3 separate regions of the Homo sapiens genome follow, and all the other regions are linked to region 1. Evidence: chromatin contacts called from ENCODE Hi-C or POLR2A ChIA-PET data. All regions are on one chromosome and are shown on one strand. Each heading gives the region's core, a stretch centred on a gene start or an enhancer-like site at or near the end of the contact. The rest is flanking DNA. Distances are from core to core; before and after follow the strand shown.

Region 1 (5,081 bases), core at 1,067-3,566:
TCTCTTCATGCAAACGCTACCATTCTATGCTCCGATTTCCTGAATAAAATCAGTTATTTTAAGCCTTTGAACCATTCCTTCTTCTGCTCCTTCTGCTTGAGATTTCCTTCTTGCACTCCACTTGTCTTCCATGGAACTATTAAATACCACTCATTTTTAAAAAAATGTTACTATGCTTCAGTTGTCTTATTTGTTTTCCCCTGGTATTTGGATCTCAGTTTTATCTAAGAATTCTGGCTGGATCATTCTTATAAAATTAATAGTTTCTGACCACCTCAAGTACTATCCTGACTCTAGCCAAACTCCTCATCAACCAATTCCTGTCCCACACTACTCTTACGGTGGCCAGTTAGCTGTTCTTATGGGGTGGGGATATTCCCACTGCAAACCTAAGAAATAATGCTAATGTTATTGTGTCATTATAGTGTCATTAATTATTTTAGATAACATATACCATGCACTTAATATGTGCCAGACACTATGCTCAATGCTTTTTCATCATCTCATTTAAGTCTCACAACTTCAAGAGGATTCTTGTGTTCTTATACTCATTATATAAATGAGAAAACTGAGGTGCAGAAAAGCTAGGAAACTTGCTCGAGGTCACAGACCTGGAAAGAGGTAGGCTGTGAGCCCAGACAGACTAAATCCAGAGGCTGACTGAGTTCTTAACCACTGGTCTATAATGCTACCAAAACGGAACTTACTACCTTTTTCCTAACTTCCCCGTTGCTCAAGCAAAAACTAAGTTGCTCTCTACCTCTTTCTCTCAAATCCCCTGATCTCCAGTCTCCCTGTGCCCAACTTAGTTTACTTCTTACCTGAATGATGACAGTAGACAACTAACTGCACTCTGCTATAATGCATATTCCCCGTAAAAATCAGACCGGGCCTTCTAAACTACAATTTGATCATGCCACTCTCAACTGAATTCCTATAACCCATGCAATGGTCCATACTCCTTAGCACAGAGAAGACAGGGCCCTTCACCATCCAGCCCCTTTCTACGCCTTCAACTGCACTTGCCATTTCCCTATATAAATATTCCAATTCAATTTACATCAATATTACACTCAAACCAGCCGTATTGCAAGTCTTTAACAAAGCATATTCCTAATCCCCTCAGTGTCACAAATATTGTTCTATTTGGGATGCCTAGAGTTTTTCATATAGTAAATTCATATTTGTACTGCACGTTTCAGCCCAATAGCACCTTCCTTGAACATATTTTAATAATAATCGTGTAATAGTTAATATTTGTTTAACACAATGTATCAGATACTATTCTAAATCCTTTACATATTTTAATATTCATTTAATCTTTCCAACAACCCTATGAGACTGTGGCAAAAGAGCCAGCAGTTGCTGTCACTTCAATATATTTTGGAATACATTTCCCTCCCCAAATTAAATTCTTGGAGGTAAAAACTGTCCTGTTTATCTTTGCAGCAGCTGTTCTTCCATAGTGTCTGGTACATAATAGAAACAGGAGTTCAATAAACATCTTTTTAATAAATGGCCAGAGAGCTGTGCCCCTAGATTTTAAATGCACACTTGGAAACTCCTGCTGGCCATTAGCCTTCTAATCTTCAGAGCACGAGAGGAGCATAACAAACATGTTTAGCGTCTAGTAGAATTCTGTGTAAGCTACAAGTACTACCACACGGTTCTGCTTAAATATACACACATCCTCACGTATAACATCAAGGTTTTTTTTTTCCTGCAACTAACTTCTTTAACTCTTTACCAATTTAAATGTACCCAACCAGCATTCAAAAAAGATTTGTCGGTCAACGACGACGATATTAAACATTGTATATGAAGTCTCAAAAAAACATGGAGCTTACTTTGCTCTCTCAGAAAGTCGATTTCTGCAGCCATTTCGATACAATTTTAGTTTAGAGCTTTCACCACCTTTACCTTCCTCTGAAAGACAGAGAGCTTGCTGTGCGGGAAAACAAAACTAAGCCAACGCTCGGTTGGTTGTCAAGCGCTCCAGCGGTGCAATCTGCATCCTACTCACGCGGCATCTACAGCCCCGCCACGCTTCTTTCCCCCGCGCCCCAGACGAGTCCCTGGCCCTGGTGAGAGACTGAAGATTGCTGGGGACTCCACGTTCAACCGAATCCCACGCTGGTGGGAAGAGGACGCGGTCGATACAGGCGTCCCGCGGGTCACTCTGGGTCTCGTCGGGCCACCTAGGAGAGTGCCGCGGGAGCTTGACGGCAGCCTGAGAGCGGCGTTCTACGCGGAGCGGCGGGGGTTGGAGAGGACAACGCCAAGACGGCTGGGAAGCCCCAGGCCAGCAGCGGAAGTCCACTCGGCCCGCCCTGCGACTTTGAAACCGGTGCCCCGGACCACTCCTTGGAGACGGTGGCGCCTCTTGCGTCATCACGCGGGCGTTGGAGCTTACGCCATCGCGCGTCCTAGAGTCCTAGCACGCTATTGGCTGGCTGTCAAGCAATGGGAGGAGTCGTGAGAACCTGGATGACAGCGGGCTGAGCCACCGGCTTGGCGCGGCGGCCAAACTGGTGGGACAGTGTCTCCAGGTAGTGAGGCCCAACCTCTTTAAAACAAACAAACAAACAAACAAAAAACCAAAATGCAAACGTGAGTAGAGAATGAAATACACAGTTTAAATGCCCTCACTATCTTTGGGTTACTAATATACTAAGCCTTTCTGGACTAAGTAAAAGATGCAGGTTCCTGCGGCTAGGGATAGAAGCCAGACTGGCGTCTTCAGAATCTCCCACCAAGGCTGTACCTCTGGAGGAGTTCTAGGTTTGGATTTGGTCATCTCAAGAAGGTAAGTACCTTCTCGGTCTTTGTGGGTCTTTAGACAAAGGAGACAACTGTTGTTTAAATATTTAACTGTGTAGTAATAAAGCGTGTAGTTAGAAGTACTCAAAAGATCTTGCAAATTCAGCAGCTACTTCTTCAAAGATAAGCTTGTTTCCTCAAATATAAGGAAAGATAAAAGGTACTTTTTTTTGCAAAAAACAAAACGGTAAAACTTACATTTGTGGATAGATTACAATTTTCATTTTTGAAAATTAATTTTGTCTGGACTTAAAACGTATTTTTTTAAAAAAAATCATTTAACATTAGAGGAAATCTCACCACTAGCAACAAAAATGTTAACTTGAAGCTAGCCACTAGTTTTGTGCTTTTAATAAATTGTATTTTTATGGACTGAAGTAAAGTTTCACTAAACAGGCATGTCATAGATGCAGCTTGATTTGGCTTTCTGTTTAACGGCTTAAGAGTTTTGTTGTCCCGTACTCATAATGTCATATAAACAAAGTAACCTTAGCGATATGTGTTAAGAAATTTTAAAAATGTATTCAAATATATGCAGTTAGGCATCTGAAGGCCTTACTCAATACTCACTGTTAATAGAATGAGATGGTCCCTTCCTCTAAAGACTAGCTGTTAAATATGGATGTGTAGCTTAATAATCATTGAAAAGGTCTAATCCAGCTTTGAGTTGGTGATAATTGAACTTGTTCTGATTTTTAGTAGCTATAACGTTTACACAAAAACTTTTTGTATAAACGTTATAGCTAAGGGAAAATTGAGTGTGCAAGGTCCAACTCGTTTTTGAAGTTCAGTATATGACTCTTTCTTCATAAACATCTCACTGACTCTCCAAGGACTTGCTTGTAACTTCTCCCACATTTGAACCTTGTATATTGTCGTATTTCTACTTGGCATCAAATAAATAATTATAGACTTAACTCTACGCTTACACCCAAACTGGATGGAAGCAAATACCTTCTGGCTATAACTGATGAGTGGTATTTACATAAAGTGAATATCTCAGGTGAAAACTTTTATGTCTGCACTCGAATTTTTTAGCTTACATGATCATAATTATGATCATGATAGTTTTTTGTTTTTGCGTTTGTGTTTGTGGTTACAAGATTTTAGTAGTTGAATTTTAATGGAGTATTTTCAACATAAGTTTCATCATTAGGAAACAAAATTGTGATGATTTCACTTATCCTTAAAGGATCCCCTCTCATGTTCCTCCTTTTCACATCTCCTGAGTTCTTTATCCACTTCTCCCAAGGTAGGTGCCACCTTAGTACTTACTTCATGCTCCTTCCTGCATTATCTGTCATGTTTTGTAGTTTGTCTCCAGGCTCCATCATAATACCTGGAACACAGAGTTGATTAAATATCTGATGGAAGGAATGAAAGAATTCAGTGGATGTTCATGAAAAGTATCTATTAGTATAAATTGAATACAAGGAATGACAAGCAGAAATGTATGTAGTTTGTGTGTAACTCTTGTCAAGCCACCATTTAATGTTTTTATATGACTTTTCTGCAATAAAGAAAACCCCTAAAGTTGTATAGATTGAAAATTAGTGACATTTCACTAACATTCATTTGGTTGATCAATTGACATTGAGCACCCAGTACTATGTGCAAAGTACCAGGAAGAATACAAAGTTAGAAGTTTAAGCAAGGATCAGAACAGATCACACAGCTGGCAAGTGCCTGAGTTGAGATTTGAACCCAGGCAGTATGGTTCTAATTTCACAATTGTTAACTGCTATGAACATGCCTCCCCAGGAATATAGTATAATATAGTTTATAGCTGGTATAATATAATTTATAGTTTTTGCTTATATGGCCAGTTAGCCTTTAGTTGTATTAAATGAAATATTTCTGTACATGTTATATTGTAATCTTAATGATTTACAGTTGATTTTCAAATTATTGCACAGTATTTATATTTCTGAATCACCCTTCCTTCTTCTAGGAAACCACTCATACTTTAGTGGAACGATTAGAAGTCTTCAGTTGTTCATGTGTGGCCCTTCAACATCTTTCTTTCCTAGAAAAATCAAGCGTCTTAGCTTCAGTGTTCTAAGCCCCTCCCCCAGAACGTGTAGGCAGCTGGGTGGAGCCTAAAGCCGAGCCCTCTCCTGTGACCTCGGCTGAAAAGAAGAAGCCAGTGTTTGAGAAAAGCTTCGTGGTCTGTGTTCTCTAGTTGTTCCCTCTTCTCTCTGACATTCCTTTCGTCGTCGCCAGGTCTTGTTTTTCGCTTGATCTCTGGAAAATACTGAAAA
Region 2 (5,081 bases), core at 845-3,344, 6.4 Mb before region 1:
TCATGATCAGCTTCATCAAGCATTTCCTGTAAAACAAAATGTAAATATATGAAATACATTTAAAATGACATAAATGAAGTCAAACACATATTCAAAACCAAATTTTATTTTAAATGCATAAGTGCAACTAAAGTTAGAATTATAATCCTAAATTATCACATAAGTTATAATTACATATAAATTATAATTATAAAAATAAGCAAAATCTACCTGAAGTTCATCATGTTAAATTTTCCCCTGGTTTCTTAGCAAACCTCTTGATACCGGTTAGTATTATACTTCCAGTATCATCATCATCAAATAATTTGAAAGTCTTCAATATTTCTTCTTTTTCATCTTTTTTACTCTTTTAAAAAAGAAGCAACTATCCAGTCTTTCATTTATTTATTTTATCAAGCTGGACTTAATTAGATCTTTGGGGTCTAAAGCAGCAATGTGCCAAGTAGCTGTGTTCTGATTTTATTTATTGGTCTTTTAACAATTATGTACTCACACCTGCCCTCAAGGTGCTTAAAGGTAGAGCTTGCTAAGGTGGAGAAGGCACAGGGTGGTCCAGAATGCATCTCTTATTAAACCTCATAATTCAGATCCGTTACCAAAAATGTAAGCTTCAAAATGGAAGGTTGTATCTTTCAATGCTCCTTAGAATAGTGCCTGGCAAAAATAGGCATTCAATATATGTTGCTGAATTAAAGGCTTCCAAATTCTGGCCCCATTCTCTCTATCCTGCAATATAGCCTCATTATTTCCTGACAAAAACCTCTTCTCCACATCATAGTCTTCTCATTACTACCCTGAAAACATATTTAATCTTGCTCTTCCTATCTCCCATCCTTAAAAACCTAGTTCTAATTGCTTCTCTATAAAACTTCTGATTGCTCCAGCCCTAAAATGTAGCAGGTTATTGCTAGTATTTCTTTGAAAAATAAAATCATAACTATATCATTTTTATACTCATAATGGCAAAAAAAAATCTTCAAAACTAATGGTGCCAATTCCTTCTTTATCAACTTCAGCTACCATTTTTTAAATTTCTTCTTTCTTTGGTTCAAATCCTAAGGCCCACACTGCAATCTGAAATAGGAAGAAAAGGAATTATAATATGCCATGATTTCTTTCTAAGCTTTTTAACTCCCTATTAAGAGCTTCTCTCTTTTCTATTATGGACTGAGCATAAACAGAAAATTAGGTCAGCAGGCCTGTGTTTCAGTCCTACTGTGCCATCATGTACATCACTGTTACACCCTGGGCTTTTGCCTACTCATTTATAAAACACAATTAAAATGCTTAACAAGATATCGTTTTGCTAATGCAGGGCAGGCATATGCACTGAAGAGACTTTATATTAAGCTTTCAGAAGACTACTTTTAAAGAAAGCCTTAAAGATTGCCACAAATAATATGGTTTTTAAAATGATTTAGAATTAGAAATAATTTCAGAACCTTCTTTTACATCGATGGTTCCAGACCCATCAATATCAAATAAATTAAAGGCGTCTTTAATTTCTTGCTTTTGGGATTCATTCAGTTCAATTTTTGCTGCTCTTTTCTTCCATTGGTCTGAACTTGTATGGTAGTTAGATGCCTGTAATACACACACATATGGGTGAAAGATAAATTATATAACTGGAATAGTTAGCAGAACCAGAATAATTGATGATAAACTATATTAAAGTACCTATTTCCTACTATAAAATGAATCTCAACAGGAGTAAGGAAGGAGTGCAGTTGCTGCCAGGGGCAGCCTTCCTTGCTCTGGCGGAAAAACTTCGGCCCCGGCCCCAGCAGAAGGTTACAGCTTCACACTCACCAGGTCCCCAGCCGGCAGCCGGCGCTCTCAGCCGGGACCTCCCGGCGTCACCTCCCGCAGCCCCGCCCAACCCAAGTCTTCACAGCTCACTGGCGGTTGCTAAGGCCGCTCTCACCGACCTCTCTCAGCCCCGCCCACCCAGCCTGAGTTATTGACATCCAGTTCATCCAATGGACAGAAAAAAAGGCCTTTAAACCAGCCCTTTCTCTCTACTCCCTACCAATAGCGTGACGTCCCCGCCTTTCGCAGCCCGGCGTTAAGCGGAACTTCTCTCTCCAGCTGTGTCTCTTAGCAACTAAGCCCCCGGCTCCTCCAGAAGCCCCTCTTCGCACATGCGCAAACTGCGGACGGGGAACTGGGCTCCCTAGCCCTGGCGTTTTTGGTGTTGCTGTCCCAGCCAGAATCGCGTCTGGCCGGTGGGAAGCCGGGAACTCCAGCCCCCTGTAGGAGAGGAGAAAGGAGCGAGGTTAGTAGTGAGGTGCTTCCGCTGACTGCTAAGCTAAGTCTTTCCTGAAGACGTGGGAGCCCGTGTGTTTGATTTTTCTGTCCTCTTCGGGCCAGGGAAAGAATGAGAATCTAGGGCCTGGAGGTCCTGGGGTGAATTGGTCCAGCATGTGGCTAGGAGTACTAGAGGAAGAGGGGACTGCCCTTTCTTTTTGCCGCTAGACTTTCCTCATTTTCTACAGTGCCTGGAGCTGGGCCTTCAGCCATTTACCTCCTCCCTGTTTTGGGCAGGGATTCTGGCATGGTAGACACCAGAATTCTGTATAGCAGTGGCATGGGGTAACAGTGTCGTTGGAGGGACGTGGGTATTGGGATAAGCATGGGTCTTGGGATGTATTTAAAGCTTCACTACATACATAGATAAACGTTTTTACATGTTTCGTGTAGCATTTGTTTACGAGGTAGGACTTTGGCCCCACCCATAATTACTATCGGACCCCGCCCTCCAACCCCAACACACACACACACACACACACACACACACACACACACACACACACACATCCAGCCATTTCCTTGGCCCAGTCCTAAGATTTGGCCAGTTGTCAACGATATCAACTTGATCTGCACTTCAGAGTCAGACACAGGTAGTCTGATTATCCAGTTGATTCAGTAACGGCCTAGATTTAGATACTTGTGAAACTTTTGTAAACCAACTCAATCTCTTGTCCAGAGGGCCAGATTTACTGCTTCTGCCCGTTCTGAATTTGGCCAGGAATCAGCTTAAAGGACAGGGGAGAAAGACTGAGGTAGGATGGACCACTGACTTCCTGGTGGGAATGAAGGAATGAGAGAATCTTAAAACTTCTAACCTTTAATTGCTCACACATGCGGACCCCTTTTATGCCTCCTACAATGTCTTCTCTAGAGGAAATATTTTCTAAAAATTATACTGGATTCTTCAAAAATGGATTCAGGAAGAATACTAACTTTAGTCTTTTTTTTTTTTTTTTTTTTTTTGTCTCACTTATCTTCCTGAAGGCAGGAGAGGAAAACAAGTGCAAAGTGCATTCTTGAAGCACTCTGTCAAATCACTTTTCATGCTTCATTGAGTAGAAACATGGCACATTTTCCAAAGCCATCAGCCTGTCTTGTTCATATTATATCCCAGACAGACACGCAAGTATTGTAATCATTGATAAAAATCTCATTAGGCTTCTGGAAAATAGGTAAGTTTATCCTCATATTGCAGGTGATTTTTCCATATAAAGTTACCCAGTGAAAATTAAAATGGCACAAATCCAAGATAATTTTTGAGTTAAGTAAAATGTGGTCACTTTAATATATGATTTTTCACGTCATTTATCTCACTTGGAAAGTTGCTCTTGATCAGTTTCAAGGTCATACACTTTTTTTTTTTTGAGACCGAGTCCTGCTCTGTCGCCCAGGCTGGAGTGCAGTGGCTCAATCCCGGCTCACTGCAAGCTCCACCTCCCGGGTTCTCGCCGTTCTTCTGCCTCAGCCTCCCGAATAGCTGGGAGTACAGGCGCCCGCCACCGCGCCCGGCTAATTTTTTTGTATTTTTAGTAGAGACGGAGTTTCACCGTATTAGCCAGGATGGTCTCCATCTCCTGACTTCATGATCCGCTCGCCTCGGCCTCTCAAAGTGCTGGGATTACAGGCGTGAGCAACTGCGCCCGGCCATATACTTCATTTTTAATACTAATATTAAAAGGATTTCTTAGACCCAGAAATGAATAGTGACCAAGTATATACTCAACCCAATCCTAATTTCGAGGATCTCTTGGATCATGTTTGATCTAATGACAATTAAATGGCGGAGTAGTATATTAACCTATTTTTATATCACTATGATTTAGGCTTTTATATTTGGAATATTTACTGCTAGTTAAAATGTTTTTTTAATTGTAGGCTCAGATTCCAACTCCCAGATCTTGAATAGGATGTAATTAGTTTTGAAAACTAGCTATTAACGAATCTAACTGCACTTTAGAACATTAATCATCATCATTATCCAGGAAAACATTAAACACATAGGCACTCTTAAATCTCCCAAATGTATTTAATGTTTTCTATATGTCATGCACTATGCCAACTACTGGGTGAGTTCGAAAGAAATAAAAATAGAATATAAAAGATGAATAACTAAGGAATCTACAGATTAGTGGGGGAGCTAGACACAAACATAATACAATGTTTTTAATACAGGGTATTTTTAATCTGCTTTGGTAGATGGGTATAGAAAGTGCGTTGGGAGCACAGAAAGGAGGGACAACTCTACCCCAGGGCATTAGAGAAGTCCTGATAGGAAATGAGGCATTTGCGTTGGGTCATGAAAGATCTATAGCATCTATGGAGATGAAGAAAATATAGACTATTCAAATCAGTATAGCTTAGTGAAAATAAATATGTTCTAGCGTGACAAGATCATGAGGTTTATAAGGAAAGGTGGGAGAAGAGTCATAAATTAGGTTGAGGTTAGATTATAAGGCACATATATCAAGCCAAGGAGTAAAGACTTTCTTTTTTAAGATAAATAGATGTTTTTTGGCAGTGGAGTAATCTGTTTAGGTTTGTGCTTTTTCAGTGCTAATTCTGACCACCATATGAAGGAGGAACTCTCATTAGAAGCAATTAAAGGGCCTCAACTAAGGCGGTGCCAAATAGGAATCAAGTCAACTCCAAGGATGGTTAAAACTTATATTCATGTTGGAGAAATACTAAAAGTACCGTCTGTTTTCTCTTGCTTCAGTTTTGTACTTAAATTTGGGGGAACAAATATGGTGAAAAAAATTCATTCACTTACC
Region 3 (5,081 bases), core at 912-3,411, 6.2 Mb before region 1:
TCTTGCCATATTGCTCAATAGGATAAAGATTATTTTGAGTTTCCAGTGTGAGAGATTTTTCCATAGTTGAATTTGCATGCTATGCCTTCAATTAGATTATAAAACCCTCAGAGGCCGTTTGAAAAACTGCTGCACCACTAAATCGACTTCTTCCAAAGTGAAGGCTCCTCCATCCAAGCTTTCTTATCATTGGGCTCAAGGTTGAAAGCCAGTAAAAAGTTTTCTTATTGAAGACTGAAACCACCCACCACCGTCCCTGGTTAATCATAAAAGAAGCGTTATTCTAAAAAACTCCAGTTCTCGCTGAGACAGCTGTTGACCCAATTTGTATACAAATGTGACACTCTGAACCTCTCTGGTTTAGTATTTGATAGCCCAACAGGGTGACTATATTCAATAAAGATTCAGGCTGGGTGCAGTGGCTCCTGCCTGTAATCCCAGCACTTTGAGGGGCCAAGGCGGGAGAATCAGTTGAGCCCGGGAGACTGAGACCAGCCTGGGCAACACAGTGAGACACCGTTTCTAGAAAAAATAGAAAAAAGCCAGATGCGCGCCTGTAGTCCTAGCTACCCAGGAGGCTGAGGTGGGAGGATTGCTTGAGCTCAGGGGTTGGAGGCTGCAGTGAACCCTGATCCTACCACTGCACTCTAGCCTGGGAGACAGAATGATACCCTCTCTCAAAAAAAAAAAAAAAAAAAAAAACAAACTGTACATTTAAAAATAACTAAGAGTAACTGGATTATGGTTGAATGCTTGTGGTGATGAGTATCTCATTTACCCTGATGTAATTATTACACATTTATACCTCTATCAAAATAGCTCATATACCCCATAAACATACACACCTACTATGGACCCACAAAAATTAAAAATAAAAAAGAAAAGCCTCTTTGGTCCACTCAGTCCACCACCCGTATTAGAATGTAAGAGTTTTTTTCCTTGGGAAAAGTGTCCGACAGAACCAAGGCTCGGTAAAGGATACTAATAATGTAATAATATAATATTAACAAACATCTACTGAGCTTTAAATACGTGGCAGGCACTGTGCTGTGCACTTTATGTGCATTATCCAAATTAACTCTCAGTAATTCCAGGAGTTCTTATCACCGGGGTCTGTGGAAGAGGAAATGGTGGTTTACGGCAATTTCCGAATGTCGCACAGTAGAAAGTGGACCAGCAACCAGGGTTGCAGATCCCAAAGTCCGGGATCTTCACCATTTCACCCAACCGCCTTAGAGACCTCCCAGCAAAAGGTCTAAGCACGAATGCTCCAGAAAACAGGTCCAGGTCACGCGTGCCTTCTCCCTTTCCCTCTGGGCTCGACAGTGGTGCACAGAGCGACTAGGGAGTGGGGGCCGCGGTTATTTCATTAGAAAAGCTCTGGAGCCCCGGGAGCCCTTCGTCCCAGGCGCACTTGCCCTGCAAGCCCTTCTGGAAGGCGGCAGCGTCCAGGCGGTCCAGCGCATCGAGCCGCGCCAGGCGCACCGAGATGCCCCCGAATCTGTCCAGCTCGCCCTGCAGATCGCACGCTCCAACTGGCGGATTCCGCACGTAACCCTGTGCGCCCGAGGCCCAGCGGTAACCCGCCGAAGGCCCGGGGCCGTAGGTTCGGGCAAGCATCGCGCGCCAGCGGCCCCAGCTCAGTGGCTGCCGCATCTCCACGCCGCTTAATTCGTCCGTTGCCCAAATGACCCCTCCGCGCTCCAGAGCGGAGATCGCGGCCGTACATTTTAGAAGAGTGCCATCAATACCCTCAGAGTTGAGCTGGGGTTACCACTCTGCAGAGCTATGCCAAGGAGACCGCGAAGTGGTCCACCAGCCCTTCTCAGCAATTTGCCCCGCTCCAGTTAAGCGGGGAAAACCTCCTCCCCCACCGCCACTCACTTATTTTGTTTGGTAGTTTAATTCAACAGACGTTGGTTTAGGGATGGGGAAGCCGGGAGGAGATGCAAAAACGTCCTGTTTTTCAGGAATTTACAATCTAAGTGGCAGTTCCGTTCCTGGAACCTATCTTCTTTCACAGATGCCGTTACAGCTGTTTCAAAGACTGCTGGTTTTGAAAACGCTCAGTCCCTCCCACCACGCTGTGCACTGCTGCGCTCCACTCAGGGGATTACGGCGCAGGGGCGGACCCTCGCTGACTTCTGCCCCGGAAGTTTTTCTCTCAGTTGAAGCGCGCACATTGAGTCGGCTTTTCTACTGCTTCGGCTAGGGTACCTTGTGACCATGTCTTCCAAGAAGAATAGAAAGCGGTTGAACCAAAGCGCGGAAAATGGTTCGTCCTTGCCCTCTGCTGCTTCCTCTTGTGCGGAGGCACGGGCTCCTTCTGCTGGATCAGACTTCGCGGCAACCTCCGGGACTCTGACGGTGACCAACTTATTAGAAAAGGGTAAAGAATTCCGGGTGGGAGACTAGAGGCCGAGGGGGCGCAACCTGAGGGGCGGGAGACTCAGTGATACTGACTTGGGGTGCAGAGACTTTTGAAAGTTGGGCGTGGCATGGGTCTGAGAGCGGCACAGAAGCGTGTAAGACTTCTGTATGTAAGAAGCATGCAAACGTAGCCGCGCCTGCACTGGAGAAGTTAGGCTGAAATGGTTTATCCGTGTCCAAGGTTTCTCTTTTGTAAATTATTTTGAATTTTTAAGTTGCACTTGAAACGCTTTGTCTCATTTAACATTAACGACACATTTAATTGCAAAATTGTTCATAACTAGCGAACATGGGATACTTATCCTAAAAAACTAAATAACCAATTCAGTAAAAATGTGGATCACTCTGCCTTTAGGAGTGATGATAGCATTTTCTTCCAGTACTACGCAGGTTATGATATTTAATAACTGCTAGTAACTGCACACTAGTGTTAGCAGTATATATAGCTCATCTAATTTCTACAGAAGCCGTGACCGATGGGTATAGTAATGACAGTTTTATAGAGGGAGGAAAGTTAACGTGATTCCATTCAGGCTACACAGGTGCTAAGTGGCAGAGCCGATATTTGAGTCCAGATGTGTTTGACTTAAAAGCCATTCCTAGATGACAGCTCCTTTGATTTGGGAGAACGTATTTATACTGAAAAGTCTTATAAATTGAATTAAAAATTGAAAATTTATATTTGATGTGTAATAGCTTTGAAAAATGGACCAGACTAGTGGCAAAAACTTTTATGTCTAATCAGACCTTAAAGACAATTTAGAGTTCACATGGTATTTTCACTCTGCCTTAGGTATCAGAGGACAACTTGTTCTGTCCTGAAGGTTCAACTTGTTTTTGAACTAGATCCTTCCCATTGACATGTAAACATGCTCATTTCTCTTCCATCTTAAATCAGAACAAAAGCTCCACATTTTCTTCCTGCAACCGTCTCTCTATCCATTGCCAAGCTTCTTAAATGGAGTGGTCTCTGCCGCCTCACCACTTACATACTCTCCCTAGCCTATTCCTCTTTGACTTCCACCCCATCATTCCATGGAAACTGTTCCTGGTGTGGTCTCCGAGCATCTCCGTGTTGATAAACCTTACGTGACCACAGCAACTTTTGGTATTGTTGACCATTCCCTCCTTCTCGAAACACTTAACTTCTTATGTGTTGTCAAACTTGCCTGGTTTTCTTCATCTTTGTTGATGTTTCATCATTTTTCTTTGCAGGCTCGTCCTCTTCCCTTGACCATTAAATGTTGAAGTTCGTCAATTCTTAGTCCAAAACCTTTTTTTTCCTCTCAATAAATCCTGTCTCCTTGGCAAGTTCATCCAGTGCCCAGAGTTTCCCATCTATAGTCTCTTCAGTGTCAGATTTATATTTGTAAATCTTTTGTTTTTGCGCCTTGATGTGGTTGCCTTTTAGCCAAATGCTTCTCAAGCTCTCTGTGGTGAAGACTTTAAAATTTATAATAGGTCACAGATCAGCACTTTTCTAAAATACAGTAAAAATGATTTTCTAGAAAAATAAGGAAAAATTTTTATTAAACAGATGTGAAATTACTCTGTAAATTTCAATAAAAGCTTCTATATACTTATTCTCCTGTTTTGTACTTGTCATGAAGCAGTAACAAATCGTTGTGGGTCATATTTTGAATAGCACTGTACAATAACTCTTCTCATGAGTGTCCCAAAGATACTTCAGGACTAACTTCATGAGCCCGTTATTTCCTCCAACAAAATAAACTTCAACTCTGTTCAGTTTTTCCCGCTGCAAAATTCAGAAACCTAAGAGTCATCCATGACTCTCCCCCCCATATCTCACATACCTAGTCCACCACTAAATCATGTTTATTACCTAAATATTTTACATATTCCTCTTCTGCATGCCATTCCCACTGTTTCTACCTTAATTTCAGACACCATCATCTCTCACCTGGACTGCTACAACAGCCTTTTGACTGATTTTCCAGCTTCCAATTTTGCCCCTTATTCCTTTTCCATTCTGCAGCCAGAATGATCTTGTAAGATGAAGATCTTGTCATGACATTGCTTTTCATCCCTTTCTGGGCTCCCACTGCTGTCAGAGTAATGACCAGCATCTTGATGCAGCCTATTGCACTATTGTCCTGGGTGGTCTTGACCTTCTTTACATGGCTTCCCTATGTCTCCACCACTCTGCCTATACTCTCCTGAGGATGCGCCATACCCCCTTCTGCCCAGGAACTTTGTACATGCTGTCCTCTTTGCTGAGAATTATCTTTTTCTTCTCCTCATTTAGTTAGTTCCTACTCTTCTTTCAGACCTGATCTTAACATCACTTCCTTTGAGAAACATTCTCTTATTTGAAATTAGGTCAGATCCCACATGGCTCTCCTGGCACTCTAAGTCATTTTTTCATTGTATTAATCTTAGTTTATTATTTTACAGCTATCCACTGATTGTTTAATAACTCACTCATCCTACAAGGCTATAAACTCTGTGAGACCAAGGACTTGTGAACAAAAGTGCCTAGCATAGTATCTTTCATATAGTAGGCACATAGTACATATTTGCTGAATGAATAAATGAAGGGTGGATGGTTGTTTGAAATTATCTTTACTATCTTGTTAGTTAATGTGATACTTAAGGTGCTCAATAAATGTGAAAGTAGTTAATGGGGAAAT

Evidence for each region. A loop is a pair of places that touch in the nucleus more often than their neighbours do. ChIA-PET counts read pairs that join two places held with the same protein, here RNA polymerase II (POLR2A). Pooled maps may share reads with other maps.
Region 2: a loop to region 1 is called in a map of B cell, with 26 times the contacts of the local background. The contact joins the promoter of BBS12 here to the promoter of SCLT1 in region 1. A Hi-C loop is called at or near these places in 2 of 168 maps with a recorded cell type or tissue (B cell and naive thymus-derived CD4-positive, alpha-beta T cell) and 3 of 50 pooled maps.
Region 3: a map of naive thymus-derived CD4-positive, alpha-beta T cell shows a loop between it and region 1 (7-fold over the local background). The contact joins the promoter of AFG2A here to the promoter of SCLT1 in region 1. A Hi-C loop is called at or near these places in 1 of 168 maps with a recorded cell type or tissue (naive thymus-derived CD4-positive, alpha-beta T cell) and 4 of 50 pooled maps. POLR2A ChIA-PET finds 5 or more read pairs at or near these places in 1 of 52 experiments (GM12878).

What each region holds. Positions count from the first base shown.
Region 1 is chr4:129,091,223-129,096,303 of GRCh38, forward strand. SCLT1 (sodium channel and clathrin linker 1) reads right to left here and starts at 2,317. Exons shown (of 21, transcript NM_144643.4): 1 at 1,848-2,317. The coding sequence starts at 1,881. It overlaps C4orf33 (chromosome 4 open reading frame 33), which reads left to right and starts at 4,930. Exons shown (of 6, transcript NM_001099783.2): 1 at 4,930-4,987. RefSeq lists an enhancer at 2,012-2,581.
Region 2 is chr4:122,730,610-122,735,690 of GRCh38, forward strand. It overlaps BBS12 (Bardet-Biedl syndrome 12), which reads left to right and starts at 2,095. Exons shown (of 2, transcript NM_152618.3): 1 at 2,095-2,275. It also overlaps the pseudogene CETN4P. RefSeq lists a silencer at 1,765-1,984 and an enhancer at 2,345-2,554.
Region 3 is chr4:122,920,917-122,925,997 of GRCh38, forward strand. AFG2A (AAA ATPase AFG2A) reads left to right here and starts at 2,162. Exons shown (of 16, transcript NM_145207.3): 1 at 2,162-2,389. The coding sequence starts at 2,227. It overlaps NUDT6 (nudix hydrolase 6), which reads right to left and starts at 1,681. Exons shown (of 5, transcript NM_007083.5): 1 at 1,419-1,681. The coding sequence starts at 1,656. RefSeq lists enhancers at 1,825-2,361, 2,154-2,523.